2 separate regions of the Homo sapiens genome follow, and region 1 is linked to region 2. A link is an interaction called in ENCODE POLR2A ChIA-PET data of the cell type or tissue named here. Cell type or tissue: CD4-positive, alpha-beta T cell. All regions are shown on one strand. Links, peaks and the distances in the headings refer to the core of each region. The heading gives the core; the rest is flanking DNA. Region 1 has its middle 6.6 kb from the start of PLCXD2. Region 2 overlaps CD96 (CD96 molecule).

Region 1 (5,387 bases), core at 84-5,083, 120 kb before region 2:
ATAATTATCTTCCAAAATACAATGTGAATAATTTTGCTTCCCTTCTTAAAAACCTGCAATGGCCTCTCTTGTCAACATAAAAAATTTTCCAAGCTTTTAAATATGCTTTGTTCATAAACAGCCTTTACCAGGGTTACAATTATAATAGGTGACATGTAATGGTAAAGACCCTGCTGGATTCCTGAAGAGCTGACTATAACCTTAGCCCTCTATTTGGAGACTCCCTTATTGTTTGAAATGTCTGTACTTTACAAGTGGTTTGTTTTGTTTGGATTCACGTGATAAATGAGTAGTGAGGATCCCAGATAAAGCACCAAAACAGCTTGCCATTCAGACATGTGTAGTTGGCAGGATAAGCCGGCCTGATTTTACTTGATTAAAGGCACCCAAAAAGCCTTGGAGGAAGCATATTGATTTAATGATATTGGGACCAGGGCTGTCCCTGGTCCCCAGAGCTAAGCCCCAGGACTGTCTTACTTCCCAGGCTGTGTACGAGATGGGGAAGGAACAGATCCCAAGCAGAATCAGAACACAGACATGTATTTGGTCGAGGGATATTGCCTAGAGGAGAGTGAGGTTATATGATGCTTTGAGTTCCACAGTGATGCGTCACACACAATTTTTTTTTCTGGCTGGGGAGTGGGGTGGGTGGAAAAGGAATAAGGGACTGAAATGAGGAGCCAAGTAAACGAAAGATGGGATGGAGTAGAAGCTGCTTTGCTTTATGGCCTCGTACCAGTAGAGTTTATTCCTAGTCTTTCCCAAGCTTCTTCACCCAGCTCAAGCCAAAAGACTGTATGATAAAGATCAGAGGAGAATGAGGAGATGCAACCAACATAGGTGGTGCTGGGACGTGACGACAGCAGCAGCAATTACCTCCAGGAAGAGTGACATCATTGCAGCAACTGGGGATCTTCAGGAGCCTCCAAGGAAATGGAGACACTGAGGCACACACTTGTGGACACATGATACAACTTACACATTCCTGACATCAGAAGACAGAGGATTGGGATCCACTTATTTTGTTGATTGGGGTAGAGCCGGAGACTATTGTTTTGTCATTTTTACTGTGACCATTCCCGGATTATACCCAGGTGGTGTGTCCTTGAGAAACTGGGTAGAAGAGAAGCAGAAGCTTAAGCAGGAAGTAGCGTTGTCTATATTACCTCATGCCCACTTGGTATTTATGGCCCACAACTGGGATTCTGTAATGAGACAAGAGTGAACGGCAGCAATGGCTGGCCATAAGATTGTTTCTCCCAGATTTGAAAGCTCGGTGTTCAGGAAGACCCTAAGAGCCTCTGTGCCTTTTAAGTTTATTGGACATTAAGTTTTTCTGGTATGCTTTCAGAAAATTTATTTTAACAGTAGTCGTTACTATAATACTTTTGAGAGGGCTACTAACAAGTGATGATTGTAAAATTCATTTTAATATCCATTCATTTCCGTCTACCACACCACATTCCAGCATCCTCTTCCATTTCTCCTTCCCACGCCACCTCCAATCCCTGAAAAGGAAATTGAGAGGAAATAAAGGCCTCAGAGCCTTTATTTTCTAGCTAGTTAGCTAGTTAGCTGCAAAGTCCCTGATTTAAGATGTTATAGAGCCACCTACTGGTATTCAAGGCTCACTTCAGGCACGTATAATATGTTCTGTCAGTGTCAATTATTCCTAAAAATGCCTGTAGATCACCAGCAACAGGAACAACTAGGAGTTTATGCAATATACAGATTTCTGGATCAAATGCCAACCCTCCTGCATCAGATCCTCTGGGATGGCATCTTTTCCTCCTGTCTTTAAAATGTTCTCCTCAGGGGATTTTTATGTCTCAAATGTTTGAGATGAAGGCTTTGAAATGTCAACAAATTTCTCTTTTTTAAAAAAGTTAAAATAGGTAGAATGGCAGAGTAAACAATTCTTATCCATGCTGCATATAACTTTATGCAATTAGGAAGACTATTTTGGCAGAGATAGTTGATCTCAACTAGCAGGAAAATCAATTGATCTGCCACCCTTACCTTTTTTTTCTCCAGGCTACCACCCCACCCCAAGGTTCCTAGAATTATGAGAATTATGTCTATTATTAGGAGACATTGTTGTATTAATGTGTATATTAGTAATCACTTGAGCTTCAGTCACAACAGAATGACCTCTGTGCATTTGTTATCATTTAACCAATCTAATCTTGGGAATGCATTCTTTTAACAACATGACTCTGCAATTTGGTGTGCCACTATCAATTGGAAATAGCATGATGCCACCTCATCCATGGAGTAAAAATTAGTAATATTATCATTACCTAATACTATCATTCTCTTCCAACTTTTTAAATATTAAAATTACAAGTTTGTACAAACAACCTTAACCAACAAAAATATTTTTTAATAAAGTAAATAAATTTCAATGTAAATAAAAGTAATGAATTTTTAGTGTGTCAACAACTCTCTCTGATCAACTCTCTCTGAATGTTAGGTTGTAGTCAAAAGCCCTTACAAATGCTTCTTGGCCTTTTGATGATTTTGTTTCAAAGGATTCTGATTTGCTTAAGTGTCTGTAGTTAACTCCCCAACTCAGCCACGTGTTCGGCTCTGCCCTTCCTAAACTGCAGAAACTGGTCATGGAGGAAGTTGTAGTTTATCTTAGCAACATCTGCACCCACAGCTTCCTCTTCCTTTGAGTAGCAGAAGTAAAAGAGAAAGTAAAATTTATGCCACACATCTTTCTGTTTCAGCCAAGTATAAAGGAGAATATTCTAGAAGTCAGAGTTAAGCAATATAATGAAGTAGAGGAGGAAGTGAGTTCCTATAACTGGAAGCATCCAAGCCAAGCTTGGCACCAATAAGACAGTAACATGATAGAATTGAAGCACCTGATGCTTGATTGAACTACATGAACTTCACGGTCTTTCCAACCGTACTCTGTTTTTTTCCCTCTGCCTGCTGTAGATACCTTTTGTCTTTGCACAGTTAAGCCTTTCTTTCCTTTTTATTGCCTTTCCTCACTCAAATCTTTGACTTCATTTGCTGTAGTCAGGACTAACAGAACTTCTATATAAATATGGACCTAATATTCTAAAATCATGCGGCTACCAGCAAAAGCTTGAGATTGTGTTTTGGGGAGTACCTTTATACTGGTAACACGTTCTAGCCTCTGGGGACACCTCAACATTTTCTCTACCCTCTCCCCGCATTCAGCACCCAGGATGAGATGCGCTTAGCTCAGGCAGTCAGGCTCAGAAAACACATAATGAAGCTCTCAGAGTGGGAAGTATGAATGACCTGGATGGAAGTCACCTTTAGTGCCTCCATCACCTCCACAGTGGTAGGATTGATGTGTGTGCGGCCCGAGGGCAAAGCTTCTCAACTCTTGCGCCAGATGTGCCCTAATCATGGAGCTGAGTAAATGCACACTCCCCAGAGCCCTGTATGGCAGGCATGACAAGCACTGATCCTGGCATTTCTTTCAAGCTGCATAGTTTGTTTTTGTAAATTCATTCACATTTTGTTACACACACACACACACACACACACATGCACACACACACACAAAATTGATGTTCTGGATGTGCTATGTTTGCCCTGTGGCTTCGAGTCCCTTCTGGCACACGCCTTTATTCTTGGGTACTTGTGACCCCTAATGTGAAAGTCCTAGGTCTGGAAGAAAGGCACCAAGAAGTCAATTAGGCACAAGAAAGCTCTGTTCACTCATGGCCCAGCCAACTTTAGTAAAGTAGAAGACTATGAGTGGATTTGAAACCAAAGCTTGAAATCGTGTCTATTTGCCCAAACCTTAGGCAACCTGGAGCAAACGCTGGTGAAGAATCAAGATTATGAGCCATTAGACTGTCTTCTTAAAGAGAGTAGAGAACTGAAAGCTTCCCACCTAAGCTTAACTCCCTCCTCTTGAGTTGACCAGGAGAAAGTTTCACTTGTAGGGCTCATCCTGCCCTTCTGGTACCGAATGTACAATATTAAAGCCTGATAAATTTACACAGCGGAAGTAGAAGACAAGAGGCCTCTGACTCAGGTCTCAAACTCCTATGAATCTTTAGCCTGCTGAGGTATGTTCTTGCTCCAAGAGTTTTAGACTAAGTTTCCTCACCTGTCTAGACTGGTGTTCTGTGTCTACTTACTTGAGTCTTCACTGATTCCTTGGATCTGTTTTTTTTTTTTTTTTCCTCTGCACCTATGATGCCTGCCTGATTCTACCAATCTGGGCTAAACTTTGAAACTGACTCAGTGGCCTATTCAGCCTAAGGCATCTGCCAAGCTGCCCAGATTTAGGTCCTGACCTCTCCTGGCCTGACTGACATGCCACAATAAAAATCATTAGAAGAAGAGCATTGATTTAAAGTGGATATATTAGTCTGTGATGTGAAGTGAGTCAAAAGAAAAGCTCAACTCACCATACTTGAGTGACAATCACCACCTTTAGCAAATTCTCTGCTCCACAAGGCATTTTTCTTTCTCCTACTCACTCATTTGCCATTTCCTGTCATTCATTCACATGATACTGAATTGAATACTACTTTGTGTCTGGCCTCATCCTCACAGTGGGGGCGTTGAGGAGTGAAGGCAGCTTTCCACCTTTGAGGACATTTGGGTCCAACAGAGTTCACAGCCCGCATTCCCTCATCTTGGAGTGACATTGCACGTTTTGACATAAACATTAAAGCAACAATAGCAAACTGAAAAATTTCATCTCAGTAGATAGGACAGAGAGTATCTTCAAATAGTATTTATTGAACAGATAAATATTGGTCAAGCTGTGTACCCAAAATTTGGGGTGATGGGTAAAAGTCCTGTAGGAGGAGGTTCTGTAGAAGTGATTGCTGAGCCTTCTTCCTGCCCCCGCTCCTGTGTGGGGAGCCCCAAGTAGGAATGATGAGCAGGAGTCTGCCCAGTTCTGCCACATGTGTGGGATCTTGCTGCAGGGACTGCTGTAAACTGTGAATTGTTTCCGTAGTTTCTACTAAAGTAGCAACAAAAAACACTGCCCAAGGGTTTGAGGGAGGAATGAAAGTCTCTTTCTTGGGTGGAGTCTGGAGAAACACAGCTTAGTTTTCTTTGATATGAAATGGTTCAACGGTGAGAGGGTAAGTTTGCTCTGGAGTTTTGGGAAAATCAAAGGGCTCCAATTATCTCCTTAAGAAAGGAAAATTGATTGAAGTTTTGGTGGATCCCAGCCAATACCTAGGGTAGAATAAGACCCAGAAATGATATAAAAACAGCGAACTTATGGGATGAATCCTTGCTTATTTTCTTTCTGAACTTTCAGATTAAACAATGCTCAGAGAAAAGAGAAAGAATCCTGCCCCCCACGCCAATGAAACAGCATTTTGGATTTTGTCATACTGTAAAAAGGTTGCAGTCTTGGAAAAATAGGG
Region 2 (5,387 bases), core at 207-5,206:
ATCAAGCTAAAGTTCTATAGTGCATTATGTCAATAATATTTTTGCTTATACCCCAAATCCTTTGCCTTTTTGTTTTCCTTTTGGCAACAATCTAAAAAGGAATCCAAATGTGGCACTATGTACTTTTTAATGCCCAGACTCAAGCAGCCAATCACTGCTGGAGAAAGCCTTGTGCGAATTGTTTTCACTACCATTTCATACCATACCCAAATGGATGTTCAACACAGACCAAAAATCCAAATGTGTTAACTTAGTGAATCCATTTCCCTTCTATCCATAGCAGCTGTTTCAAACCTTCCTCAATCTTCTTTTCTGAAGCTTCCTTCCTCTCTCTAGCTGAAGATGGTTTTGTTTCCTATTTTAGAGAAATAGAAGACAGCACCTCCCTCATCATATGCACTCATCTTATTTTCCCTCCCACCTGTTACAATAAAAAAAAACTGTTCTTTTTTTTTCAATATCGGGGTAGTCCTACTTGTGTTGTGAGTATCATTGTCCCCATTTTCTTAGAAACCTTGGTTTATTATTTTATCTTCCATACTGTGTATTTAACTACCCTTTTTCAACTAGATCCTGCCCATTAACTTTGAAGCACAGTCAAGTGTTTCTTATTAATTGAAACCACCACCACCATCACTACTGTAGTATCAACAGAATCCCGCATTTGAACACCTCTATCTACTCTTCCTATTACTACTGGCAGATTTCTTGAAAGTCATATCAATGTGCTGTCCCCATTTCCTTGCCTCCCACTCATTCCTCTTCTCCCTCCAGCCTGACTTCCATTCCATAATGCCATCAAACAGTTCCTGTTAGGTGATAAAAAAAACTTCATGTTTTAAAATACATTCGAATAACTATTTTATCTTCTTAGAAACTTTATAATTGATGGCTATTCCTTTTATGTAATATGTTTCCAGGTTTTTGTGACCCAATTCACTCCTGATTCTACTTTTGCCTCTTTAATTGCTCTTCATTATCCTCTGAAGACTCACCTTTCTCCATCCGTCACCATGGACTCTGCTGAAGTGCCACATGGCTTTTCTTGCTTGATTTTCTCTTCCTAGAGGATTTCTTTCACTCCCAGAATTTTAGTTAACACTCACACTCAGATGACTCTGTATCTTCAGCTTAAACCTCTCTCCTAGATCTGAAATTGTATATCCAGTTTACCTAACGTCTTCTGTATGTCACAACTTCATGCCTAACTCAACATCTATAAGATTAAATGCAAAATAATTTCTGTATGATCTGATCATCTTCCAGTGTTCCCTAATACAATGTTCCCCTATTTTTTCTGTGTCACATATTAGAAATTAAAGCATCATCCTTGACGCTGCTTTTTATTCCTTCCTTCACGTAGGCAATCCACCACTGATCCTGTGGGGAGAATCTCCTACACAAGTTTCTAATCTAAACATTCTTCTATTTCTAGTTCATTGCCACTGTACTTAATGGTACCAGCATCTCTCATGTAGCTTTCTGCTGTTGTCTTCTAACTGATCCACACTATCGTCTCTGCCTTCTCCAATTCATTCTCTACACTTGAACCACAAAGATGCATTTTTGAAATGCAAAACAAAAAAAATCAAACAAAACAACCACCTTTTAATTAGTTCCCACAGCTCTTAGGATAAAGACAAAACTCCTTAAATGGACTAATCAATCTTTCTAACCTTATCGTCAACTGCCTCACCTGTAATCCCTCTGCTCCAGCCATAATACCTTTTAAAATCTCCCCTGCCTACCCAGTTGTTATAACTTCCTTCCCCCATAGAACCTTTGCATGTCCTGTTCTTTGTAAAGCTCTGTGTTCACTTGGTTAACTCCAGTTGAAGCAGCGCTTCCAAAGGAAAGGAAAGGAGAGGGGAGGGGAGGGGAAGAGAGGGGAGGGGAGAAGAGAGGGAAATGAAAATAAGGGGGAAGGGAAAGGAAAGGACAAAGTAAAGAAAGTCTTTTCTGATTTTCCTATTATACCCTCTCATACACTACTTCCTCACTTCTGAAGCACTTCTCACTGTTGCAATTTGATATTTGTTTGCTTATTTGATGAATGTCAACTTCTTCCTATTGAACTTTGTGATTCATGAAGACACAGTCATGCATATATGCCTACTCTGTGCCTAGTGCCCAGTGTCTAGCACTGTAAGCACTCAAAAACACTTGTTGGATAAAGACTAAATACAGGAATTTAAGAAGAGCCAGCATTCAGGCTCAATACAAACTAGACAGGATAACAACATGTTTTAGACCAAGCTTATCAACATTGTAGTATCAAAATTTTATTGCTACTATTACTACTACTTCCAGGACCATGACTTCTCCAACCGCATTCACTGCTACTACTGCTTCCAATAACATTAACAGCCCACCAAGGCATTTACTGTGAACTAGTAAATTAAAGCCATGTTATACTCTTATAACTGATCTTAATAACTACAAATTTTAAAATGCACCAAAATCTTACAATCTGAAGCATTATGGGATCCAGTAGCATTCAAATGAATGAAATCTAGATTATGACAATCCAAGGCTTAACTCAGAGAACTGCATTTCTTGGAGTGACTGAAAATCTCCTAACCTAGGAGGAAACTCTGTCAAGTGAAAGCGAAAAAGAGGCAAACCTCACACTGTTTATTATATTTCCACTCTTGTCCACAATCTCAGAGCACTAAGACACACACAGAGACAAAATATTGTGAAAAGAGAACAGAATCCTTTCACAGCTAGGCCCTTGGGGAACATGGGAACAGGATTTAGACACACACTGTGTTGTGAGCAGACAAGAGAGAATGACTCAAACAGCAACAGAAAAGAAACAGGAAGAGATGATCAACTCAAACACTTCAAGTCCCTCAGCATTTTCAAATTAGGTTCTTATGCACCACTTCAATTTGCATTTGTTTATGTACTATATAAGTGTTTGCACTTCAGGTGTGTTTTGCTTACCCAACTAGCTTGTAAACTTAAAGATTGCACAGGGGCATAAGAAGAAAACTGTACAAGTGAGAGGAGAAGAAGCAAGAGAAGATCAAAACAGTAAAGGGTAGAAAGAAAATATGCTATTGGTTGTGAACTTGACAGAGCTCTCAGATGGCAACTGCCTCCCTTTAGTCAGCTGCCTACTCTGTAGCTCCGTACCAGGCTTACATTTGTGGTCACTCTGTGGTGAAGGATGTTTCCCCCTTCTGTTTTGCTCTTTTCTATTTTACTCCCTTTGTACCCAAAATCACAATACCAGAACCATTTCTCTAACACTGAGGCCATTGCTTTTCATCTGATCCAGATGACAGCAGCAAAGTTACATTCAGAAGACCGGAAATTTTCCAACCGCAAAAAGTATAGATACGGTTTCTGCCTCTCCAGTGACCTGCAGTTTTTAGTAGCTACAAGCTTAACTCCCTTGGTTCTCTTTATTTTAAGAAATACATTTCTTTAAAGGCAACATCATCCTCCTTTCTGGATAATATACTATCTGTTCTCCATTGCTGTCTTCATTTTGTGGCATCACTTATTCTATTTCCTATAAGGTACATCAGTCCATGTTGCCAAGTCTCAATGAAGGAAACACTGAGTCCTCCGTGAGGCAATAGTATTGTTTACTGGTTCAGGCAGAATGTACAAAAAAAACTATGTATGAAACCAAGGTCAATGTGTACTTGTACTAACATTACATGGCAAATGTCTTACTGGGTTCCAAATGAGGTCAATATATAAAAAGAAGGAGCAGGGCTCATATTTAATTGGAACTGAGAAATAGAATTTGCTCAATATAATTATTACTATTCTTAATTGAAAACTACCATTTACCAAACTCTTATCCTTTAGCAGGAACTATATGTTTAAGTGCATTACACAGATTATCTCATTTAATCACCAAGCTAGTGATACCTGTAAAGAAAGCACTATAATTATCCATATTTGTTATGTAAGAAACTTGAAACAACTTGGGAATGATGAAACGTATGGTAAATGATAGAGCCAATATCCAAATACAGGCTACCTGAATCAAACTATGTATAGCTAAACAGTTTTCTATATAGGTCTTCCATTTCTCTTTACTTCAATCCCACTCCACTCCATCCTTAATTGAACTGAAGTGTGTGTGTGTGTGTGTGTGTGTGTGTATGTGTCTGTGTGTGTGTGTGTGTGGTGTGTTTTCCTCCTGGAAAACAGCAAGGGAATTGGGCATTATAAGATAGTAGTTGATGGGACCTTGGCCTATAGGTGGACTGTTCCAACAGCATATTTTTAAAGCAAGTAAGTTATAAGACATGGAGAGGAGGCTATAAATCCATACCTGTTGCTTGTTCTGGACAGCTCTATGCCCCCTTTAATATGACCTTCACGAGTTATTTTTTTTTCTTATATTACCAGGCCACTTTGCCCTGAGTTAGAACCAGTCCACTGCCAGTGCATTTTGCATCTGTTGGCTTTCACTTTCATTGTTTTCCATTAGCAGAAATGAAAATCATTTACTTTAGGACCAGGTAATTTAGGGCAGGCATTATTATAATCATTTTCCAAATGGGCTCAGAGAATTTACACCACAGGCCCCAAGTCAAATTTTATTTCTATTCAGAAAGGAGCTAGAACTTAAATCTAGGATTCCCACTTCTAAATGCAGGCCTCCAAAGTATGTTTGGTGTGAATGCTTCATAGTTAGCAGCTTCCTTTGTCCCTTTACCTGCCCTAGACTAAATATTGTATACCCAGAATCACTTTCATAAATTCACCCACAAACCTTCCTTTACCTTCCATCACAGTGAATAGCACCACCATTCAGGTGTGCATGCCAGACACCCAGATGTCACCTTTAACTTCTTTCTCTCCTTCCTTCATACTGCCCTTGTCTTATATTCTCTCTATGATCATATCTGTTTTATGCCCAATGAACAAAATTTGCCATTTTCCTTCTATATCTACCTGAACTACCACTCTCTCTTTTCTGGGCTACTGAGGTGGTCTCCTGAGTTGTCTCTACCTTCTCCTTCTTGTCCATCTTCACCTCATTTTCACATGAAAGTCAGTATGACTTTTTTTTTTTAAACAACACAAATACAGTCAGCCTATAAATGTCATGCCATCCTTTTGTTGGAAATACTTCCATGTCTTCTTATGGTTCTGAGATCAAAATAGAAACCTTTTAAAAGGGAAGCTGACCAGGTCCAACATGATCTGGTCCTTACCTGCCTTATCCTTTAATTGCTGTATTGCTGTCCCACTGGCATTTTCCCATTTCTTCAAACACTCCAAAGAGCTTCATGCAAGCTCTTTTCTCTCTCTGGGATTACTCACAATCCCACTCTGCCTCAGCCCCACCTCCTAAATTGTGGTAGTGTCTACTCATTCTTTAGACTTAAGCTATGGTGTTAATTTCTAAAGGA

What was found. ChIA-PET counts read pairs that join two places held together with the same protein. Peaks named below come from ENCODE experiments on the same cell type or tissue, not always from the same donor. Only the 100,000 strongest peaks of a DNase experiment are listed, where the experiment ranks them.
Region 1: POLR2A ChIA-PET joins it to region 2 with 9 read pairs; 6 of 35 experiments call an interaction of 5 or more read pairs at or near these places.

Annotation. Positions count from the first base shown.
Region 1 is chr3:111,665,333-111,670,719 of GRCh38, reverse strand. It overlaps a transcript of CD96 not described here. Among named protein-coding and RNA genes, the nearest start is that of PLCXD2, 6.6 kb to the left of the region's middle. RefSeq lists an enhancer at 2,736-2,785. In CD4-positive, alpha-beta T cell, for the core only: CTCF peaks have their summits at 1,426 and 1,626 (motif pointing left); DNase peaks (open chromatin) are centred at 1,599 and 2,619; H3K4me3 peaks cover 543 bases; H3K27ac peaks cover 2,968 bases.
Region 2 is chr3:111,545,660-111,551,046 of GRCh38, reverse strand. All of the region lies in intron 2 of CD96 (CD96 molecule), which reads right to left. Among named protein-coding and RNA genes, the nearest start is that of CD96, 6.2 kb to the right of the region's middle. In CD4-positive, alpha-beta T cell, for the core only: no CTCF peak of the experiment used is centred there; DNase peaks (open chromatin) are centred at 2,826 and 3,166; H3K4me3 peaks cover 3,293 bases; H3K27ac peaks cover 4,911 bases.